Linked DNA regions of Mus musculus: all the other regions are linked to region 3. A link is a loop called in an ENCODE intact Hi-C map of the cell type or tissue named here. Cell type or tissue: heart. All regions are shown on one strand.

Region 1 (8,000 bases), 150 kb before region 3:
GGCTCCATACCACCCCACTGCTAGGGGGTCCCTGCTAGAGTTACCCCATAGACTCTTTTCATCCCAGGTCTCCAGCATGTCCTAGAGACCCATGTCCCCTGCCCACATCATTTTCTCTCTCCCCTGCTCTCCCTACACTTGATCCTACTCTCAACAGCCCCCCATCCCCAACCTGCTCCTCTCTCCATTCTCTCTCCCACCCAGTGAATGTAAATCAAAACAACTCTGAGATCCCGCCTTACACCCACCAGAATGGCTAAGATTAAAAAAAAACTCAAGGAACAGCACATGCTGGCAAGGATGTGGAGCAAGAGGAGCACTCCTTTATTGCTGGTGGTAGTGCAAACTTGTACAACTACTCTGGAAATCAATTTGGTGGTTTCTCAGGAAATTGGAAAGAGTTCTATCTCAAGACCCAGCTATATCATGCCTGGGCATATACCCCTAAAATGCTCCACCATCTCACAAGGACACTTGCTCAGCTATGTTCATAGAAGCTTTGTTTTTAATAGAAGCTGGAAACAACCCAGATGTCCCTCAGCTGAAGAATGGATACAGAAAATGCGGTTCATTTACACAATGGAATACTACTCAGCTATTGAAAAAACAAGGACACCATGACCTTTGCAGGCAAATGGATGGAACTAGAAAATATCATCCTGAATGAGGTAACCCAGACCCAAAAGTATAGTATGTACTTACTTATAAGTGGATATTAGCCATAAAGTACAGGATAACCATGCTACAATCCGCAGACCCAAAGAAGCCAAATAACAAGGATGGCCCAAGGGAGGAAGCTTGAATCTTTCTCAGAAGGGAAATAAAATAGATATTGGATGTGGGTGGAGAGAGGGAACTGGGTATGAAACAATTCTAAGTTGACTCATGAGATTCTTTTGCCTCTGTTGGGTCTATTCCTGTAAGAACAACTGGTGCAACTAGGAAATGTACTACGTTACATAGCCTGCAAGTTTGGACTTGGTCTTCATGTGAACAGGTATTAGAGATTTTTTTTTTACAGGTATCTAGTCAATTACTCCCCCTTCTAGTTCCATCATTGAACAAAATAGTTACATTACAGCTCTCAGTCTAGTTTGGGCCATGGTTCTGACTAGCTAGGGTAAGTAGGCTTTCTTAGTCAAGGCGAGGTAGATAGCATTAGAGCCTTCTCCGACTGTGGTTGTGTGTTTGAGAACATTTTTAGCCTCATTAAGAGCCCTCTGGATGCACATGCAGGTCCATCCACACTCTGGAATGAGATTAGCCTTTCAGTTCAGCTGTGAGCAGTGCAAGTCATGCAAAGCCATTAACTAGACTAACCCTACCCATTGGAACATTTACCAACCCACACTCACACAACAGTAGCAGTCACTGTTTACTGAGGATGAACTCAGCCCCCATTTCAATAGGAACCCTCACAGCAACCTCATGAGGTCTGGATCATTATTATGCCCATTGATTAGAGCCCTAAGACCGTAGGAAGAGCAAACAAGTTCACATATAAACTCACAGCCCTGTGCTGGGACCCAGAGAGGACTGATTATAGTGATTATTTGCAAAAGAGGAAATAGCCACTCCAAGGGCTGTCTGGAGAGACAGGGTTATCTGAAAGGCATGAAGAAGCAACATACAGAGGGCTGGGGAAATACATAATGGGGCAGCCGCTTCCTCTTGGGAAGTTATACAGGAAGCCTTCCCAGAGGAGGCAGTGCAGAGTAGCAGGACTCATTGCTCAGGTCTCCAGGTCCCACAGGACACACTGCCACCCAGCTTGATGTTGAAATTACCATCACTCCTTGCAGCTTCGTGAAGGTGTGAGTGCGAATTTCCACACTAAATGCGAATGGAGGTAAAGCTGCATGCTACCATGGCCCTAGGCTGAATATGGCTGTGGTGTAGAGGAACAAGTTTTGGCTCTGAGGATGTGGAGGATCCACAAAATAGTAGGAAGCTGGGGCCCTGGCTGAGCACAGCTGTCTTGTTTTTTGTTGTTGTTTTGTTTTTCTTGTGGACCACATGACATGGCTAAACTTGTGGGAAGGGCCAAACTTCTTTCCTGTTTGAACCACTGTGCTGTGGGCTCTTCTATCTGAAGTCTATGGAATCCTAAATAGTACCTCAGGTAAAGAGAGGAGACACGTAGGGCTGAAGGAACAGCAAGTCCAAAGACACAGGAGAGTGAAAGGCGGAGAGTTTCAAGAAGATTCTCAAACATTCATTCTGAGGACCAGGCAAGATGTCAATGTACAGAAGGCTCATGAAGTACCCACCGCATACTAATTTCACAATAGCTAAAAGTCTCATGTATTCTTCCTGTGCTATACTAATGGCTTTCCAGATCTGGGTCTGTAGAATGAGGGGCGAGGATACCAGTACAATCAAAACAGAGGTCTAGACTTATTTATTTTATGTATGTGAGTACACAGTAGATGTCTTCACACACACCAGAAGAGGGCATTGAATCCCATTACAGATGATTGTGAGCCACAGCATCTGATGTGTTTGCTGAGAATTGAATTCAGGACTTCTGGAAGAGCAGCCAGTGCTCTTAACTGTTGAGTCATCTCTCCAGCCCCTTGACCTTAGTTTTTTAGGGTGGAATGAAGGGCCCGAAGAAATCCTATTGTGGAGCAAGATTATAGAAAAATAACTACGGAGAATGAATGAGCACCCAGCTCCTTGCTTGGAGTAGTTTAGGTTCACACATCTCTGCCGTTCTCCTGTCCCTCAGCCTTGGTTGACACTTGTTGGCTCAGCAATAGCAGTTTTTAGATGAGTTCTGGGTATATCTTGCTCCAAAGCTTTCAGGATAGGCTTAGAGAGCTCTTATCTAAGATAGCTACTCGCTAGCCTGCAAGACTGTACAAACATTGATTGCTGCTGAAGCCTCCTTGGCCTGGGTGGACTGACAGATGCCTGCGTTAGCTCCTCACTGACTTGGCTACTGTTACCCCTACCAGAGAGGGAGCTCTTCCAGGGCAGGAGTGTTTTATTTCTCCTATGCTCAACCAGGTAGGAGAGACCTCAGTTCGCAAGGCTCTATCCCTGTGACCTCAGGAGTGTCTCTCCATCTCTGAACTGGATTTCTGGCTGTTGCCTTTTGATCTTCCAGGAAGTCCTCTGGCTCTCACCCATGCAAAGAACCACTGGGGCTTGCAGTGACCTGTGTGGTCCTTCTCCTCCCTTCCCCTCCTTCTCTTCCTCTTCTGCCCATTTCATCTCCCCATTTCCTTAGTTCTCGGTCCACCTCCTGGTTCACCCTCCTCCCTGTGCTCCTCCCTCTTTTTTTCACTCTTCCCTGTGTTCCACTCCTCCCTCCAACCCTTTCCCTCTTCCCTGCGCCCCTTCCTCCTCCACGTGTGCGCCTCCCTCCCCTCCACACACCACTCCTCTCGCCTCCCCCGCGCTCCTCCCTGCTCCCTCCTCCTGCCTGCGCTCCTCCGCCAGGCCGGGGCGCAGGCCGGGCGCACGCTGGGTGGTCCGGCGGCCGGGGGCGGGCGGTAGCCTGCAGGCGTAATTGGCATGCACGCCGTTGTAGCCGAGACCGCTTAATAAAGCATTACATATCTCACCGCTTCCATATTTCATTACCTCACGCGGAGCCTGTGAGAGGGCCCTAATGGGAGTCAGCTGTGTTTTTACTTTCTGTTGTCGGCCGGGGACGGGCTTCTCAGTGGATTCTTTGAAATGAAATAATGCGATGCACGCCGCGATAAGGGCCGGCCATAATGAGGCCCAGGCCGCCGGGCGGCTGCGATTGCTCCAGGTGTCGCGTTTTTTGGGCTCTGAGGACTTGGAGGAGGCGGGGGCGGCGCCGTAGGTGGACGACGAGGGGAAGGCCCTGGACTGGGAGCCGCAGAGGGGAGGCGGAAGAGGGAGGAAACAGAGGCGAGACAGAGGCCGCTTGCCAGTTCTGGGACCCGGGTTCAAACCCTGCCTGGCCCAGGCCTGTCAGCGGGTCAGGCAACACCATTCACGGCGCTGCTACACTGATGATGGGAGTCCACGGAATGGCGAAAAGGCATCTTTGGGAGCTGAGATTTCTCCGACTCTCTGCAAGGATTCCTTTCTGGATCCTAAATTCTCTGGGGTTGGGTTTGTGTGCAGAAGGGGCGGTGGAAGTCCAAGTCCCTGTTCTGAGTCCCATAGCTGATTGAAGTCCCTTGGTTGAAGGTGGCTGTTTTGTGCATATATCTGTACTCCAGCTCTGAGCTTCTTCACTTCAAGGTCTTGAGGCCAGGGGCCAAGTCCCTCTCTAGGCCAGTGTGGACCTCGCAGGGAAGAGATGCAGAGGCTGTGCTGACCGTGTCACATGGGTTTCGAGGCTCACTGAAATCATATTTAAGTCCCTGCTTAGAGGAAATGTCCAGTGTTTCCTCGGTGCCCGTCACCATCACTCTACTCCTTGGAGAGGCTTTTGTCTTCTGGTGCCTCGTGAATAGACCCACTTTCCACCCTCGCGTGACATGCCTGCACTGTGTGCATCTCACACTAAAGGAACTTCTCTAAACTACTGACCCAATGCCATGGCTCTTTTCCTCGGACCTTTGGGGGCTCCCTTGAAACACCAACCAGCTTGCATGCCAGCACTTCCTCAGCTGCAGCACCCACAGCCTCATTCCTAGCTCTGACAGGCTAAGAAACTCAGCTCTCCCCAAGGCCATCAGGGATTTCAGTGGGTGACCGATCACTCATGCTGTTCTCTTGATGCAGAATACCCTTCCCAAACGGCCATTCCCACACCGGGTCCTGCTGGCTCTCTAGTCAGTGCTTTCTGGAAGACTTCTTCCCCTAGGCTTCATCATATCAAAGCTGGAAGTACCTTCTTCCTTCTCTGAGCCTCAGTTTCCCCGTATGTACAGTGAGAACTCTGGGGACCGACCTCTAGGATATACACACTCATGAATTGGCCTGGGGTGGGGTAGTTTCTTCTTAAAGGCGAAACAGGCAGTTTGAGTTTGTGAGCTCACCATACTACACTGGCTACACTGGCTGGACTCACATTGGAGCTTTCCCTGCTCTGCACAGGGTCAGGTGCCATGTGTGCATACGTGCATGGCACCCAGTGGTGCCAGTGTTGGTGGAGCATGCTAACCTTTTCACAGCTCTCTAACTAACCCTTGGAGCCCCTTCAGACAGGTTTGGCAGAGAGATACACATAGAGCGAGCTTTGGGCCAAAGTCTTAGTCACCCAGCTGTAGGGAAGGGAATGGTGGGGAAGCAGAGGAAGGCAAGATTCTGCCTTAGCCGGCCAGCCCCAGCCGAGAAACCAAGCTGGACCCTTCCAATACAGGACCCTCCTCTTTCACCTCAGTCTGTTTCTCTCGTGACTCTTCAATGCCTAGTAACTGCATTCTGGTGTGCTTTGGAGGGCCTCCCATCTGGAGAGCCCTTTCCAGAGTCCATCCTCCTCACCCTTCCACACTAGCCCAGATGTCCCATCTTCCCAGAAGCAGGCATCCCCAAGGCCCTCTCTGTGCTCCACACCCTGGAGCATCCATGTGCACGTATCTGTACTCCAGCTCTGAGCTTCTTCACTTCAAGGTCTTGAGGCCGGAGGCCAGGGGCCGAGTCCCTCTCTAGGCCAGTGTGGACCTAGCAGGGAAGAGATGCAGAGGCTGTGCTGACCGTGTCACATGGGTTTCGAGGCTCACTGAAATCATATTTAAGTCCCTGCTTAGAAGAAATGTCCCACAAAATAGCAGCTAACCTCCCTGACGTGGCTTCCGTGCTCTTGGGTTGGGCCAGGATTTTTGTTGCCACCTGTGTTTAATTCTTACAATGTCTGTATAAAATTAATCTGGTAAGCCCATTTGCCAGTGAGAAAACTGATGCTAAGTGATGTCAAGCAACTGATTCAGGACTGCAGAACTATCAGAAGCAGTTCTGTGCCTGCACGTTTAGTCCTTTCTTCAGGCATCACACAGGCTGCTCTTTGCCAGTGAGCACTGGCGCTCTGCTCTCTGCTCTCCGTGTCTGTCAAGCCGGCTGCTCTATTGATTAACATGCAAATGATTTTTTGAGAGAGGGCTTAAGTGTAGTTTGGTCTCAGCCAGCCACATCTGAGATTTGCAACCCAAGCTCTTGTCCTCACCAGCCGCTTTGCTATCGGGTTTTCATCTCTAGAGTGATTGACGGGGTATTTTTTTCCCCTCTCTGACCCAGAACACCAGGCCTCCAATACTACTGAAATGTTTGCACAATCTTGAAGCATTTATTTAAAAGTTGCTTTTCCCCAAAGGGCCTGGCCTCAGCCAGATCCTGAGCCAGATCCAAGAAAACAAACAAATCCTGTCTTTACAAGTTCTTCAGCTGGGCTGTGTGGGGTGGGTGGGGGCAGGGGTCCCCTGGCTCCTACCTTTCCCCTGGCTGGTTGACAGGCCCGCCCCCAGGGCAAAGAGCCCGCCTGCCTGTTTACAGCCCTTTCCAATTCAAAGGCCAAACAGGAAAGGGGGAAGGGTCTTGGAGAGGGGGCCAGTGTTAGAACACACAAATAACACAGATGGATATTCCTCAACACAATAGGCAGTGAAGATGCTATGTGGATGTCACTAAATTGTGTTTCCTGAATGTTCTGCAGTGAATGAGACCATGCATTTCATTTTGCTTGTCTCACCACCAAGTGCTGAGGCTCCTGCTCCCCTCACAGCATCCTGGTTGGTACAGGCTCTTGTGGAGCTGTCTGCAGATTCTAGTGCTCTGCTTGCCTGGGTCTGTACCACACTGTGTGAGCCTGGAAAAATCCCTTCTCCTCACTGGCACTTAGTCATTCTGATTCAACCAGGGACTGAGCTCTAGCCCTGACACCACCTGGTCTGAGGGATGTTTGCTCCTGGCTCTTCTCTTGGGCAAACAGGTGGAAAGGGAAGGGAGCCGCTAGTTACAGAAGGCATTGCTTGTGCCTGCCAATTTGTTTAGAGCTCTGTGGTTGGCTAGTACTTTGTCCTGCCCCTAGCCCCCCAAAGATACTCATTGCTAAATTTTAGTGCAGGTAAGGAGCCTAGTGTCAGCCCTGAATCTCATAGTCCATTTGGGCCCCTCCTCTTTTTCTCCTGGTCCCCAGAGGACAGCACTGTCACTATACTGGGGGGGGGGGTGCTGGGACTAGGTCTGAAACATGTCTAGGGTGCACTGTGGTATGGCCTGCTTCGTTACCCCAGTGGAAAGACCAAGATGAGAGAGGATTCTGCAGAAGGGGATTCTGAGACCTATGAATGGTGGTCTTTCACCTTGCCTTTTCCATCCTTTTAGGGAGGGGCCAGCTAGCCTCAGCTGAGTAGGTCAAGACCTATGGCTGGGATGGGTGGGAGCTCAAGCCAGTTCTCTGAAGGGCTGGCTGCTAAGGAAGCAGGGATGGAACCTTTTTTTATTTTAATATACTAAAAATGTATTTTGTTTTCAATTATGTGTATATCTGTGTGCACATAAGTACAGGTGACTGCAGAGACCAGAAGAAAGCGTGGAATCTCCAGGGGCTGGAGCTGATTGTCAATTGCCTGATGTCGGTGATGGGAACTAAATCCAGGACTTCGTGAAAGCAGTACTAGTTTTAACTACTGAGCCCTTTCTCTAGCCCACTTGGTGGTGGTGGTGGGCCTGTGAAGCATTTTGACTGTTTGTTGCAATCCCCCCAACACGTGACATCATATAGGGTCCCTGGTGAGCCGTCAATGACTCTATACCTCTGTTCCTACAGAAGACACAGAGATCTTTAATAGCCGTTGTTCCACCTCTTTGCCCTGGACCAAGGCCTCTGAACCCCAGGCTAGGTAGTTACCTCTGTCTTTCCTCTGGTGGTGCTCTCTGCAGGACCTGCCTCCAGTGCTTTTTGGGTCATCTTGGGAAGCGATTTTGGTTCATGAATCCCAGGATCTTTGTCTACAAAATGACCTGAGGTAGAGTGGCTTCATAAGCACTCGGTGACCATGAGGTGGAGCCTGATGGATGTGGGGTCACTGTTGTTGCATCTGCTGGCCACACACCTGCAGAGTTGACTATTC
Region 2 (8,000 bases), 420 kb before region 3:
GAGCAAGCATTTGAAGGTGCACTGGGACTGGTCCCAGTCTCTGTTTCTAGCCCCAGGACTGAGTTGTCTCTGGGACAATTCCTGCTGTGAGGTTTGGATCTCAATTCCTGTTCCTCCCCTAAACCCCAGAGCCAACACATACATTCCCTGCTGTCCCACCTCTCCCCGAAGGAAAACAAATCGATTACAGAACCTAAGTCAGAGGACTGTGGCCCCGTGGTGTGTATTCACCCTCCAAAACACCACCCCATCCAACCTCAGTCACTGTTTTCCTGCCACCCCTCTCCTCCCTGAAGCCCAGGTACCCCTGTCCTGTGCTACCTTGTTGACAGCTGGCAGGTGCCACTTCCGCGAGCAGACCCAGCACGAGCAGACTGAAGGCCAACATGGCTGCAGGCAGCTGTAGGACCTCGGTCCACTGCTGGTGTTTTTGACTCCTGGAGCTGCTGGAGGTCTGGGGTGTTTGTATGAGATCAGCTGGAGAGCAGTCTGACTCTAAAGGAGAGGTTGGATTGGGTAAGGCAGAAGTGGAAAGAGGGCGGGGAGGAAGGACTGGCAGACTGGTGAAGAGAAACTGCCCTCCTCCCATGGAAATGAGCTGCCGGGCCTGGCTTATGCCCAGCCCGACGAACTGGCATTTAAGGTACCCCTTTAGAAACCAGTTCTGGGGGTGGGCCCAGGGAACTGGGGAAGTAAGGGGAAAGTCCCCGCCTTCTCCGACACTCACTCTGCCTCAGAAGTCTTCTTCTGAGCTCACCTTTCCTGGCAATGGGGCTAGGCTCCCAGGGAAAGGTGTGACATTTTCAGCCCTGCCTTGAATGAGCCCAGTGGGTGGGGCTTCTTGAAAGACTGACAGTTGGCTTGAGACAGGCTCTAGCTGGCTCAGGGAGCCAGAGGAAAACATCTGTGGACAAAAGACTCAGGGAAAGCTCAGCTGCCCGCTTTCCTTACATCAGCCCCTCCACTCACTTCTTGTTTCCGACCCACCAAGCCAGACCCTGGGACCCCACCTCACGTGAAACAGAGACTCACTTCACAGTCCCCAGCCCTGACCAGTCTGGTGATTCCCTATAGCCCAGTTCAACATTCCCTCTTGGTTCCCACAGTCCCTGATAACCTGGCAGGCCTTAGACAAGATTTGACTTGGTCAGAAGTCTCAACATCTGCCTTCAGATCCACCTCCCTTCATCACAGCAGACATCTCCCACCTTCAGTGACCTATTTATTTTATCAAATGGAGATCTGCACCCTGCTTAAAACTAACGAGGGAAGCATGGTGGATATTTGCTAGTTCTGCCTCATTCCTTTCATTCCAACCAGTGGTTCCCTGGAATGTCCAAAGCAGGTGGGAGCCCTGAGCCTGCTTCCCCTATGTGTGCATGCCTACTTCATGCACGTGTCTTAGCAATCTTCCTTTGTTCTGCTCATTCCCTGAGACTTCCAAATGCCCGGGTGCAGTCTACAGACAGGAATAGCCATGAGAAGTTCATCTGTCCCTCAGAAATCTACATCACAGGGCCAGGCATTGCAGAAGCACATCTCCCACCCAGCAGGACACACAGCATCTGCCAGACCTTCCAAACACTAGGGATGACCCAAGTACCTACTGAAGTCTGGGGTGTAAGTCCGTGGTGGACCTCCTTGTCCCAGCTACCCTAGAATATAGGAGTTGAGATGCAAGAGCAGGCTAGACCCCCTTCCTAAGGAAAGGAGGGGAGAGGATTTTTTGGCAGTCCCTGTTGCTTGCATGGTTTCCTAAAAGGACGTTATGCTCAGACCTTTCCAGTGCACACTCAGGTAGGAGATTTCATGCTGTCTTGGCTTCAGACAGGTACTCAGAAAGCCCCAGGGCACAGTCATCATGCCCATCTGTCCCCGACTACAAAACACAGAGCCTGTGATCTTGGTCCAACACGAGACTAAGTTTATGTTCTGAAGAAGCCAATATCAACCTGGCTTGACCAGATTTAGGAAATAAGGAAGCTAAGAATGGGTGGCTGCGACATTAAACACCAGCCAGGGCACTGTGGATGGGATGACACTTGTGAGGGTATCCACTGCATTGCTTGTCCCAAGGCACAGGTCTTACTTAGTTCCTGTCCAAAGGAAAAACAAAAAAACAGGACAGGTGAGAGCCTGTTTCCTCTGAGTGCATGTCTGCACAACTACTTTCATACATGTGCTGTGGGCCTGTGACCATTCCACAAGTGTCTGCAGGGAAACTCTTCATGTCTAACTCTACATGGCTAGTCTGTTCTTAACGTGGGCTGAGAATCGTCAGGAGCATGGAGGAGCTGCCTTGGTGGATGTTAATGAACAGCCAGGGAACCACTGGTTGGAATGAAAGGAATGGGGTGGAATTAGCAAATATCCAACATGCCTCCCTCATCTTAAGCAGGCTGCAGGAAACCAAGGTCAGACCACCATTTGAGAAAATGAAGAAAATCATCAGAGGTGAGAGGGAGACTTGGGAGACATGCAGCCACTGACTGGGCTGCATTAGAGAAGGCTTTGCTCAGTGCTTGGGAGGTAGGAAAGCCTGGGCGTGGTTTCTGGACAAGTGACTAACTGCTGCCCACTTGGAAACTGGAAACTCTCAGGTTAAGTTTCTGAGTTAGGCAATTGGGTGAGTGGCAATGTCTCAAAGTAAGACACATCACATGGCTCCCTCAGGATGCAGTGTGTGTGTGTGTGTGTGTGTGTGTGTGTGTGTGTGTGTGTGTGTGTTAAACAGAGGGATCAAATAAAGGCCTAACATACAGGTTTTAAAAGGGGGGCAGGAAAGTGAAACCCCAGAATATTGGGATACTTCAGCAGCCAAATGTGGAGTCTAAGAGGGGTGTAGAGAGAGGGTCCTCTGGTGGTACCCACACACTAGTTCATGCCCTAGGGAAATACCCCAGCCTCTGCCACCAGCTTGGGAGCCACAGTCCCCCCCCCGGCCCCCAGCATCCCCAATTTTCCTAAAATCCCAAAGGAAAGCAGAGACTCCCAGAACTATACTTTGAGCACATTAAGGGAGGAGCGTGAGTGGGATGGACACAAGGTGACCAAAGGGAGAAAACAGCTCCCGGGTCAAAGTCCCAGACTTTAAAGCAGAAACAAGTTGTTCCGGAAAGCAGGGAGGAGAAGGGATGGGTGAACACTTGGCTTTAAGACCAGACCCCTGATGCCTGGTAGTTTTCACACAGGGAAAGGCTTTTCTCCCTAGCCTTATAAACAAAGGGGTCCCCTGCTGTCTGGCTGAATCTCAAAGTTTGGATGGGTCTCACAAGAATATGAGAATTCTGCCAATTTCTGAGTATATCTATCCCAATTATACATTCTGGAACTGGGGAAATCACCACAGGATGTGTCCGAGGACCTACTGGACCTACTGTGAGTCGGACATCAGTCAAAACTCCATTAATCACCTGCCCTCCATAAGCCCCTACTTTAACTGGAGGACCACAATGTTTCTTGGGATCTCCTGGGATCAGTGTCAACTCAGAACCAGTATCCAGCAGACCCCGAAAAGTCTGATTATTTCCTTTTCCCCAGTGTACAGGTCCTCATCTCAGGCAGCTGTTCTACCCACAGTCTGTCTTCCCCCGTTTCTTACCCAGCTCTCATCTATAATCACCGGTCCCCTAGTCGAACCTTCCACCAGACTATACCTGGTGTGCTTATCCTCACTCAAGAGTGCTCCCCTCCCACCCCGCAAAAATATCCATCCCTCCCTTCCCACAACATCTTGCCTGCCATTCTGCCTACTGCCAGGAGGTGGCACTGTGCAGCTCCAATCCCAGGCTGGGTTGCAGGTTGCATTCTGAACAACTGAAAAGTCAAAAGCCTCTCCCTCTCCAGCTGCCCAACTCACGCCCTGCTTCACAGGTGGGTTACAAGGAGGGAAAACAAACACTGACATATAACCAGTCAGTGGTGGGTGATGCAAGCTGACCTATGTTGTACCCAGAGCTCTGCTGTAACAGAAGATGACTGAATTATTAAGGAAGGCTTCCTGCTGGCAAAGCTGAGGGGAAGTTAGCCAGGTTGTCAACTGCACAGAAAGTTATGATGGGGAAGGCCATGCAACCAGAGAGCTCGGGCTGAGAAAAAGCTGGGTGTCTCATTTCTTTCGTGTTTGTTGTTGTTTTTCCCCTATGGTGCTAAGACACAAATCTATAGGGCCTATTACAAGCAGTCCACCACTGAGCCGCACCTCCCAGCCCTCCAGGAGGTGTTCAGACTACAAAGGTAAAAGCCCTGTTCACATGTGTATTCGTGTTCATCTTTGCTGCAAGCCTGCAAATTCCTGGAGGCTCTTATTTGGACTACTCCTGGTCCTTAAGATAACATTCCAACTCCTTCCCCAGGTGCCTGAGGGGCAGGACAATCAGCCCGCCTCTTCAGCCTCACCTGGCCCAAGGCCCCCAATTCTGTGGTCTGATCCCTACTCTATTATAACCCTCTGTCTGGGGTGCTCTCTTCAAGTCTCTTCTGGAAAAGTGACCTTCCCAGTCTTGCTTTAAAGCTCCCTTTCTCCAGAAGATTTCTCTGACTTCCCTTCACCTCACCTTCCCCCAGCCCCAAGTCTTCTCTACTCTATTCACAGCTATTCTTACAAATCGCCATGCCATAATGACTTCTGTGTTCGTACATTTAATACTGATAACCTCCAAGGACAGACCACACATACACACATTATAAAATTAAATCTCAATATACAATGCCTGGCCTGGCAGAGGGTAGAAGGTCCAGAGTGAGTGGGCAGATAACGTGATTAGCTCCAGGTGACCCTGACTGAGTTCCTAGAATCTCCTTAGTGAGAGCCCTCGGAGCTGTCCAGCCCTGGAAAAGTGTGTTCCAGAGAGGGAGCAGAACTGTTCCAATAGGAATTCCAGGGAAGGCCAAGACCAGGTCACCCTTAAGGGATGCTTGGAGGGATGTGGAGGCCCCTCTCCACTCACAAAGAATCTCACCCACTCAGCTGCCCTTCAGTGAGCACTCCCTTGGACAGGGGATAGTGCATCTGTTTCTTACTAACCTGTAAATGAAGTGTGCAAGTTCCTTCCATTACAAATAAAGATTGTAAAGCCACAGCCCTCTGATGCTTTCCTGTTACCTCACAACTGCTGCAGGTATTAGACATATTATTCATGCAACATAAAGTAACCATAGACGTCACGAAGCTTCTGCAGATACAGCCAGGTACAGTATAAAGACACACTTAAACTACTTTATCACAAACATACCTTTAATATTTTGATAACCATGTGCTAATACAATTGGGTTTGCTGTCCAGGGCTGTGCATTTTACTATATGTTTCTAAAAACATATCAATGAGAAAGAGTCCACAGGGAGCCAGCAAGATGTCTCCTCGGGTGATACACTTGTGCAAGCCTGATAACTTGAGCTCTGTCCCTGGAACCCATGTGTCTTAGTTAGGGTTTTACTGCTGTGAACAGACACCATAACCAAAGCAGCTCTTATAAGGACAACATTTAATTGGGGCTGGCTTAAAGGTTCAGAGGTTCAGTTCATTATCATCAAGGTGGGAGCATCCAGGCAGGCGTGGTACAGGCAGAGCTGAGAGTTCTATATCTTCATCTGAAGGCTACTAGCAGAATACTGTCTTCCAGGCAGCTAGCATGAGGGTCTTAAAGCCCACACCCTCAGTGACACAACTACTCCAAGAGGCCACACCTACTTCAACAGGGTTTTAATAGTGCCACTCCCTGGGCTGAGCATATATAAACCATCACACCACGTAAAGATAGGAGGAGAGAACCAACTCTACAAAGTTGGCCTTTGACCTCCATGTGTGCACATACCACACAATAACAATAATAAATAATAACAATTTGTAAAAGAATAAAGCTGTAGACTTCACTGGACCACACAAGGAGTCCAAGGTACAATAGGGTTAAGAAGTCCTGACTCTTTGGGAGCTTGGGGCAGGTCCGCTCAAGGTGATCTCAAGGCCAGACTTGGAGAAAGACTGTTGGCTCCCTGGAGAAGAAGCCTTCTGGTACTTAAAGTGGGACTATGATCTGGGCAGACAAGCATTTGGCCTCGCACGTGGACTCAGAGTGAGGAACTAAAAGAGGCAAAAGGTACTAGCCGGGAACCCACAGAGCCAAAGAATGCACTGGCTATTGCTCCTGAGTCCTAGGAGACCCCAGTGGGCCAGGGAGATTTATGGGGAGGACCCCCCAGAAGAGAAAATCAATCAAATCCTCCTGCTGCCTCCTTACCCAGCCAAAAAAGTATGGAGGGGCCAAGACCAGGATCCTCCTGCCAGCAGAAGGCCCGAGGCCAAGTCTCATCTGTACAGTGGCCTCTGCACAGCTCTGCTGCCCATCAGGGCTCCAGGCCAGCAATGAACCAAGCTGGGATACAAACTTCTAGAATTAGCGCCTTCTGGCCACAGGCTCACCCTGAGGGATACCCATCCTGCTCATTTGTCAGCTAGGGAAAGTATGACCATGCAAGTTTCTAAGTGAAGGTCACACAGTCAATGAGGAGTGATAGGACTAATCCCAGGCAGTGCTCTGTACGGCCCAAGCCTTCGCCCCTCTCCCCAGCACTGACTTATTGCTCTCGTTGCCCGATTTCACCCCAGTGGGCTTTCAATTGTTCATTCACCACATGCTTGCTGCCTACCAGGGGCTGGATACACAACAGTAACCAGGACAGAGCTTATAATGTACAGCTGTGAAGCTGTATCACACCAGCGAGGCAAAGCAGCACATGCAATAGTCCAGCCCTTGGGAGACGGAGGCAGGAGGATCATTGCAGGTTCAGGCCACATGGTGAATTCTATGTTTGTTCTGCACTACAGAGTGAGACCTTATGTCCCAAAAGAGGAGGGGGCAACTGGAAAGATTGCTCAGTGGTTAAAAGTGTATAGTACTTTTGGGAAGACCTGAGTTTCGTTCCTGGCACCCACATTAGGTGGCTCACATACACCTGTCACTCTAGCTCCGGGAGATCTGAGACCCTTTTAGCCTCTGCAAGCACCTGCACTCACATGCACCCATCCAAACACAGACACAAACCTACATGCAATTAAAATTAAAATGAATCTTAAAAGTTCCAGTTGTGCTAGATGTCTTAAAGCAGGTATGTGGGTTGTGTCTGGAAGATTAAGAAAAGATAACAGCAAGCATTACGAGCCTCCTGGGGTACCATTCAATTAATGAGTAAGACAAATCTTCTGCTTTTGTGGAGGTTGATGCTTTATAGGGTCCGCCAGGAAACAAGAAGAGAAACTTCAGTACTGTTGAGGTTTGACTCTGGGACATCTCCCCACAGGCTCATGTGAAGCCAGCTAGTGAGCTTTGGGGAGATGGTTTGATCCTGAGGGTGCAACTAATCAGTTAATTGATTGATCCCTCTGCAAACACACGGTAACACTTTAGGGGGAGGTGGAAAGAGGTGTGACTTGTTTAGATGAAGTAGATCCCTGGGAGCATACCTAGGAAAAACATGCATCTTTGTCTCTGGCCCCTCCTCCTTTATCCTATATTTGTGCCCCGCCCCCTCCTCCCTGCAGTTGAAAGACCTCAATACTCCACATCAAGCCACCAGTCAATCATCTTGGCTCTCTATAAACATATCCACCCTAACCCCCAACCGCTCCCTTTCTATGCTTGCTCTAAGTCCCTGCTGCAAGCTTGTTATGACTTCCTATTGCGGGGTCCCCTTGCTCCTGCTTATGTTCCATTCTGTCTGGTCTCAGCAGGGCAGATAGAAATTTTGGTTAAACCCTATTCATAACCTATTCAAAACACCAAGACCCTGGGCTTCAGGATGGCATGGCTGCCTTCACGATGACTCACTAACCTGTCTCCTGCTTGCCCTTCCTTTACTCTAGCCACTCCTGCTTCTGCCACTTCCTGTCTACTGCAGGCCCACTCAGACCTCAGGGCCTTTTCACCACCTGTGATGCTCTCTCCCAGATGTCTCCATAGCTTTCTTCTCCTCTTCCTTAGGTCTTGCCCATCTATTAGTGGAG
Region 3 (8,000 bases):
CTCATTGGCATGGGGATTCATCTAGCCTGAGATTCCTGCTGCAGGAACTCAAGGATTTGTCCTCCGCTGTGGAAGGGATCCTGGCTCTGGGAGCAATTTTCCTGGGGTGGGACGACCTGCAGCCTAGCCTGTCTTTGGTGCCATGGAAACCTTATTAGCTCATCTCCATCTGGACCCGTCCTCATCTGTTCTAATGGGTCATTTGTCTCTCTGATCCCGTCCAAGCTCCAGTGTTAGTGGCATTTGCTTAGTTAGCAATTGGTCTGTTTGAGAAGCTCATGTGTTAGTGCCAGGCTTCTGAACACCAAACCATTCTCCTGAGTAGGTAGAGGCCCTGACACCTGGGAGAGGGTCTCAGGGAAGGGGAAGGCTTTTAGACTGTCAAGAGTCCCTCAGAAATAGTCAAACATACTATTTATTCCAATTCTCTCTCTCTCTCTCTCTTTCTCCCTCCCTCCCCCTCCCTCCCCCTTCCCTCCCTTCCCTCCCTCCCTCCCTCCCTTCCCTCCCTCCTTCCCTTCCCTCCCTCCCTCCCTCCCTCCCTCCCTCCCTCCTCCCTCCCTCCTACCCTTGCCAGATTAGAATGCTCAGCACAGCCATCTGAGTTTAGGATCAAAATATTCCATTTCTCTCCTGCATCAAGAGAGGGCCTCCATGAACAATGGAGCCTCAGAGGTCTTAGCTGATACTCCAATGACCTGAATCTGGCTTCCACCATAGAAATCTTTGCAGAAAATGGTAGGACCAGCAGTAAACCCATGTGACATCTCCACACATAAGCACTGATGGCTCCTCACACATATGAACAAAACACAAAGTCATAGTCACACAAATGTTTTTGGAAACATAGCACTCATACACCACACACACACACACACACACACACACACACACACACACACCCATGAGAGGAGGGTTGTCTTTTATGCTTCACATAGCCCACCAACAAATAAACACACTGAAACACACCTATTGGTGTATTATGCCCCCAAAGAAGAGCATGGTTGCCTGCACAGGCGCACCACACACACCTTTACACATGCAGCACACACGTCTCCACAAACTCTCGGGAACACACACACACACACACACACACACACACACACGGACAGTAGCATGTTACTCAAACAAATATTTCTATTGAAACAAAAATTCTCCAAACCCCACCTTAGTGATTCCCAATCAGAACTCCTATCATCATCAGAGTGAGAACACAGAAGAATTATACGGCAGGAGTGTCATCAGATGACGGACACACATGCAGACACTGTATAGGAATCAGAATTCTCACCGCACAACCACTGTGAGCATTGTATGCACACTCTATCAGGCTTCTCTGGGGCCCAGCATGTTTAGTGGGAGCAGGGAATTCTGAAAGGCTTCCTGTATAGTGAATACTGAACACTCTCGTCATTAAGAACAAACTGACTCATCTTTTATTACTTAGAGGAAGAACCCAGTGATTTGGTGAGGACAGCTGTGATTCTTGTAAGCGATGACTTTTCTGCTCTGCTATTTCAAGAGAGAAGTCAGTCAGGGCAAACGCTTCCATAGCTGCTTTTCTTACTGTGTTTAAACGGTAGGAGCAATAACTGCAGGTTTTGCTCCAGCTACACACCTCTGCCTGAGCTGAGAAGCTCCCATCTCTTCCTGCTGTGGATAGAGAAGCTACGGAGGTAGTGCGAGCATAGCTCAAAGTCATCTAGGAACCTGCCATTTCAGCGGTGCCGTGTGCAGAGCGTACACTAGGCACTGAGCTACAAATGGTATTGCTAGTGCCATATTTGTAAATGATTAGCATCAGCTGAACAAGGTTAAGAATCCAGAATTCCTTCCTCTCCAACTGGTTTATAGATTCGGAATTTCCCTTCTGATTGAGAAGACACTGAGGGAGAGAGGAGAGATCTGGGGACCCCACACCCAGTCCTATTGTCTCTGAGGAAGACCTAGTTGATGAGGGCTGGCCGTAGTCAGTGGCAGACTGCTTCCTAACATAAAGGAGGACTCAGGTTCATCTCCTGAGTCACAAATCAAACAAAACACACACATGCTAATTGATGTACTCCATCCCCAGCCCCCCAAGTTGTTGGAGTGGTAAGGGTAGCTGCATGGAGGACTTTGGAGAAGTCCTCTCTAGGCAAAGGACAGCAGAGGTGCCACCTTAGAGAAGCAATCTTCCAAACAGCTTGAACAAGCTTGACAACAGCTGCAGGTGGGGGATCGACAGTCTCTAACTGCTGCTCCCTGGGGGAGGCTTTCTAGGCCAAGACAAGCTTTGGCTCTAACCACTTTTCCCTCTGAGCTAGGGCTGCTGGGTGGTCTAGGGAGCAGGAGGGCAGCATGGGGGGAGTGGAGCAGGAGCAGGGCAAGGCAGGCCAGGCCCGACCTGAGAGAGGGAGAGGGAGAGGGAGAGGGAGAGGGAGAGGGAGAGGGAGAGGGAGAGGGAGAGGGAGAGGGAGAGGGAGAGGGAGAGATAGACAGAGACAGAGACAGAGACAGAGACAGAGACAGAGAGACAGAGTTGGATCTGGGTCCTGGGAAGGCTGATGTCCCTGGAGAGCTGAGATCCATGTAGAGAAGGTTTGGGCAAGTACAAGGATCTAGCAGATGCTGAAATGCAGCTCCGGAAGGGTCCAAGCAACCTGCTGAGGGTCCAGGATGATGATCACAGAGAAGATCCCTCTCCTGAGACCTTGCTGCCCCAGGTGGTTAGGGTGTGGTGCCCTGAGCCCCCTTCATCCCATGTATCTGGGATTCCAGAAATGTGGCCAACATGCTCCCCCCTTCACACCCCCCCCCCCGCCCTGAAGGGCTGCCATTTGGAATGCATTTGCAGACACATGGATTGTTTTTAAGTTAATGCTTTTTAATTCACTCTGTTTCCCAGTTGTCGTTTTTTTATTGAAAAGGCGGATTCTGCCGGTGTGTGTTCCTTGCAGGGGCTGTGTGTGTGTGTGTGTGTGTGTGTGTGTGTACACGCGCGTGCGAGTGTGTGGCGGTTGTTTGCTGCATGGCAGAGATCTGATGAGAGAGGCAATGATAGACAAAGGCTCAAGAGGACAGTGGAAAACAGAGTCAGAGCAAAACAGCAACGGAGGTGAGAGGAACACAGCAGCAACACAAATGCTCTGGAATCCAGCAAGTAAAGGCTCAGCAGGGTGGGCTCAAGAGTCCAGGGCAAGGGAAGGAGGGAACTGCAGCCAACACCCCCACCTCAACTAAGACCTTTGAGGTTGTGGTGGCTTCCCTCGGGCTATCGGGGGGTTTACGGGTCAAAGTCCTAAGGGTTGAACAGGTCTCAGATAGGGCTGGAGGGACAAGCCTCGGATCAGAGAGCAAAGGCCCAGGCCTGGTTGAGGCCAAAACTCTCCCTTCCTGCCCGCCCCCCCCCCCCCCCTGCAGTCAGACTCTCTGACTTCGAGCAGAACCTGAATCCTGCGCCCTGGCCATTGAGCGGCGCCCTTGCTTAACATCTCTACGCCTAGGCTCTGCCACCTGTAGGTGAGAAACGCTGATGGCCGGTTCCTGCGGAACAGGACAGCTTGGGAGTTCAGTGTGTGACAGACACCTTTGCTGCACAGCGCAGCTGCAGCCATAACTTCAGGGATCCTTCTGGACCTGCAATGGCTACGGGAGCCAGGTGCTGGTGCTATCCTCCTTCATAGCAGAACAACCCTGTCGCCCCTACTCCCGCCTCTACCCATCTGCACACGGCTTCCCGAACCTGTCTCAGAGGCCTCTCCAGATGCACCGCGTTGGAGACACAAAAACTGTTGTTGGCCCGCACGTGGCGGCCGCGTAGACCCTGGGGCGCACATAGCCAGGCGACTGGGCGTCAGGATCAAGGGCGGCCCTAGCCGGGTGGAGAGGGCTGACGTGAAGAGCAGCGGCTCCGGGCTGCCTGGCTCTCGCGCTGGGAGCCGGCAAGCTTTGAAAACCCTGGGCAATTAGCACTAATTACATGTGTGCAAACAGCCTTAGTTCAGGGCGCGGGCTGGGGCCCACCTGACTCGGCCATCCACCGCATTGGCCCAGCTGTTGAGCAAGGGCTCGGGGAGGGCGCAGGAGACCCCATGGGACCCCGGGTGCTGGTGCCCCCTGGACCACAGACTTGAGAGGCAGCCCAGGAATCTCCGTGTGGCGGCATGTAGACCAGCTAGAGGCTGAAAGCATATCTGAGGTCCGAACACTCCTGCTTGCTCCCTGAGCATGCTGGCCTGGTGGAGTTTGGCTGCGCATTCCGGCGCTTTGGTGGCCTCTTAAGCACCACCCAAGCGGATGACGCGGGACCAGGAAGGTAGTCTAGAGCCTGAGTCCGGAGATCAGCCCAACTATACGTGGATGAACCACTGGACTCGCAAAGGAGTTTTCCGAACCTTAGTTTGCATGCGCATAAAATGGGAACCCAAGGGGCTTCAGATAAAGTTAAAAGGGGTGGGGGGGGGGTGGAGAGGGGAAGAATAGGCTTCACTTTTTACAGTTTGTAAGGCAAGCCTGAACTGAGATCTCCGTCTGTGGACTGGGGAGCATTTGGCGGCTGTGTTGGCCGGGAGGCAAGGGAGAGATTTTATTTCCACCATTGTAGATGAAGGTCAGAGAGGTCAAACAACGCGGGAAGCAGTGTGTTGTTTGGACATCATATTTCCAGCCCAGACTCTGCCTCTCTCTCACTCTGCCATCCCTCTTGGATTCTCCAGGTTTCCAGGCACTTCTCTGAGTTTGGCGAAGCCTGGAAACTGCTGTCTGGGCACAGCTCCTGGAGCGAGAGGGAAAATGGCACGCTGGCAGGTCGGTTGAGCTGGCTCGCTACGGGGCCATGGCGCCCTCTTGCGTTCTCAGCGATAGCTGCACCAGGCTCAAGGTCGGACACTCTAGGTCTGGTCTGTCTTGGATAAGGGAGGCATCAAAAGCCTGCTGCCTGTTTGCCACATGCATTCCGGACAGCTTAAGTAGGAAGAGTAGAAGGATATACACTTAGCATGCTACAAAGCATGGCGCACACTGGGTCAGAGCATCTGGTACCACTTTGTTTTCCTATACCTCTACCTGTGATCTTGAATTTTACAGGTGTACGGTGAGGCTGATAGAGCAGGGTTGATTTCCCACTATACAAACAGAACAGCTAAGGCCCAGCTGGGCAAGCCGCTAGTGAGTAGTGGAGCCTCGAGCCGGTCTGATCAGCTGCCCCTTCTAATGTTCCCTTGGGCTAGGATTCAGACATCAAATTCTGGAATGAGTCCAGTCGGGTCTTGGTGGCAAGACCTCCGGCAAACCAGAGTTGGTAGTGGTGCCTGGGGATTGCTAGGGATGGAGCGGTTCGATGAATCTAGATAGGACTTCCTGAGAACGGACTGACATCCTGGTACTTTCCTGGAAGCAAGATGTCTTAAACAGGAAAGCGGCCCTTGCTGAGGGAACTTGCTGAGGGGAGGGGGTCGCTGGGAATTGAGGATTACACCCCAGGCCCCCCATGGCTGTCTGTAAACCAGGAACCTCAGGGCTGAGACAGCTGCTATGCGGTGAGCAGAACTGGTTAATGGTGTCTCAATGAAGCTTCAGTTAGGGCCTTAAACAAGTCTTTTGAGGCCTTGTCCTTCTTGAAGATAGGGACACATCAGCTCTAAGCCAGTAGCCACTAGGTAAACACACACACACACACACACACACACACACACACACACACACACACACACACACAGAGCTTTCACAGATGAGAGTGAGGATGCTCAGGAAATGGGGGTTGTCTTGGTGAGCCATGACAGTGAAGGATATGGTAGGTTCTTGTTCTGTGGGGGATAAGACTCAACAGGGTCAGGGTGAAGGGCTCTCAGGGACCTTTAGTGGTGACACAATGGAAAGAACTTAGGAGCTTGGGGCTGGAGCAGTGGCTCAGTGCTTACGAGCATTTGCTGCTTATAGAGAACAGAGTTTGGCTCCCAGGACCCAGGTTGAGCAGCTCACAACCATCTGTAACTCTAGATCTGGGGGAGAGGTTCTTAACCTGTCGGTCACAATCTCCTTAGGATTACATATCAGATATCCTGCATATCAGATCTTTACATCACGACTCATAACAGCTGCAAACTTACAGTTATGAAAGTAGCCACAAAAATAATCTGATGGTTGGGGGGGAGGGGGAGATCACCTGGCATGAGGAACTGTATTAAAGGGTCACAGCATTAGGAAGGGTGAGAACCATTTGGGGATCCTGTGTCCTTTTCTGGCCTCCGTGGGCATCCACACATGAATTATACAAACATGCACAAATATAATATTTTTAAAAAGCTTAAAAAATTTTAATAAGATAAAGGGCCAACCCTGCCCCCCACCTTAAGCCAGGAGTGTGGGACTGAAGAAGCCTTGTGGCTCCCTTATCTAGAGCCGCAGACTTCCCTATGAGCCTTGCCGGTACTTGCTGAGTCCCTTGCTGTAGTGGAGTCAGCAGATGAGAGAGGCAGGCTAGAGAGCTGGAAGCTCTCACATGATCCACGTGCTGCTGCCTAGGCTGGGTGCCCAGCTTTGAGAGGCAGGACTCTAACCCTCCCAAGGCGCCCTCTGAGGCTCCTCAACCCACCAGCAGCAAATTCAGAGCACACCGATAGGCTGCAGTAACTCTTATTCTGTTCAGTTTCAGAGAATGAGCTGTGTCCTTTCCTTCAACATCAGTGGATGCAGTGGAGGACTGGGTGGTACCTCCAAACTCCAGCTTTCTCTCTACTGACTTAGAACAGTGGCTCTCAACCTTCCTAATGCTGCAACACTTTAACTTAGTTCTTCATGTTATGGTGACCCCAACCATAAAATTGTTTTTGTTGTTGTTGTTGTTGCTACTTCATAACTGTAATTTTGTTACGATTAAATTCTAATGTTAAATATCTGATGTGGGATGCTGGGGGGTCTCGACCCACAGGTTGAGAACCACTGGCTTAGCATCTGCTCTCTCCATTTGTAGTTAGGCAGACTTCTCAGTGGAGTTGAGAAGTAGGGGCTACGGCTTGACAGGCAGAGCTTGGAGGCAAAATAGGCCCCGAAATGGGTTGCAAATCTACTTGTTAGGGACTTGGGGTTCTACCACAACCCTCTCCTCCTGATACACAGCTTAGGGCTGGGGGCTGGAGTGGGTGTCTCTAACAGTAGTCATTCAAAGGAATGGGCTTGTGCCAGCCAGGAGAGGCTCTGGCCTGATAGTGCTAGGCCCAGGCAGTTGCAAACTTCTTGAGATGGTGCAGAGGCAGAGCACTGTGGCCTCAGCAGCTGCTGCCTTTCCTGCCTTGATTTCTCCATCTGAGGAATTTTTGGCATGTGTTTGCTATTTCCCTGACCTTCCCAAGCTGCCAGCAGGATAATATATGGAAATTGCTTTGACCTCCTGAGAAAAGAGGGTCTCCAGGAATAGAAAGTTCAGCCGCTAATCCTGTCCCCCCAGACTTGCCACTAATGCCTGTTTCCGATGTCAGCCTGGCAGGTTGAGTTTAGCCAACGAAAGAACAACTTAGAGGGATGATGGTTTTTCTAATGGCCCCGGTTCTCCAAACACACACACACACACACACACACACACACACACAGTGTGCACACACAATGCACATACTGCATACACACATATAACGCACACATACAATGGACACACACAATGCATACACACACATACATACACACACACATACAATGCACACACACAAGGCATGCACAAAAATGCACACACACAATGTATGCACACACAATGCACACACACACAATGCATACACACACACACTCACACACACAATGCACCCACACACGATGCATATGCACACAGTCTGGTCACAGACCCACTCTCATACCCTGCTTCTCTGTGAACCTCACTCACACGCATGACTCCTGTAGAGCTGTCATAATTGCAGAGAATGATTAGAACTAAGATTTGCACAGTGGCCGGCTGCCATGGAGTGGTTCCACCCTGCACTTTCCTTTCATCCTCACACTGACCTGAGAGGAAGGGATTATTGCTATTGTTAACT

Evidence for each region. A loop is a pair of places that touch in the nucleus more often than their neighbours do. Peaks named below come from ENCODE experiments on the same cell type or tissue, not always from the same donor. Only the 100,000 strongest peaks of a DNase experiment are listed, where the experiment ranks them.
Region 1: a loop joins it to region 3, with 2.2 times the contacts of the local background. A loop is called at or near these places in 4 of 42 quality-filtered maps.
Region 2: a loop joins it to region 3, with 3 times the contacts of the local background. A loop is called at or near these places in 4 of 42 quality-filtered maps.

Annotation. Positions count from the first base shown.
Region 1 is chr4:114,817,507-114,825,506 of GRCm38, reverse strand. The region is part of intron 1 of Gm33655 (a long non-coding RNA gene); the gene reads left to right. It overlaps 9130410C08Rik (a long non-coding RNA gene), which reads left to right and starts at 629. Exons shown (of 2, transcript XR_868022.1): 1 at 629-668; 2 at 7,435-8,000. Gm12830 (predicted gene 12830) reads right to left here and starts at 3,787. Exons shown (of 4, transcript NR_033617.1): 1 at 3,592-3,787. In heart, no CTCF peak of the experiment used is centred here; no DNase peak of the experiment used is centred here; H3K4me3 peaks cover 1,057 bases; H3K27ac peaks cover 1,182 bases; H3K27me3 peaks cover 4,625 bases.
Region 2 is chr4:115,081,534-115,089,533 of GRCm38, reverse strand. It overlaps Pdzk1ip1 (PDZK1 interacting protein 1), which reads right to left and starts at 826. Exons shown (of 4, transcript NM_001164557.1): 1 at 322-826. The coding sequence starts at 589. In heart, a CTCF peak has its summit at 3,755 (motif pointing right); a DNase peak (open chromatin) is centred at 3,753; H3K4me3 peaks cover 823 bases; H3K27ac peaks cover 1,166 bases; H3K27me3 peaks cover 5,004 bases.
Region 3 is chr4:114,662,683-114,670,682 of GRCm38, reverse strand. All of the region lies in intron 1 of Gm33655 (a long non-coding RNA gene), which reads left to right. Among named protein-coding and RNA genes, the nearest start is that of Gm12829, 14 kb to the left of the region's middle. In heart, no CTCF peak of the experiment used is centred here; DNase peaks (open chromatin) are centred at 4,822 and 6,472; H3K4me3 peaks cover 1,472 bases; H3K27ac peaks cover 561 bases; H3K27me3 peaks cover 7,728 bases.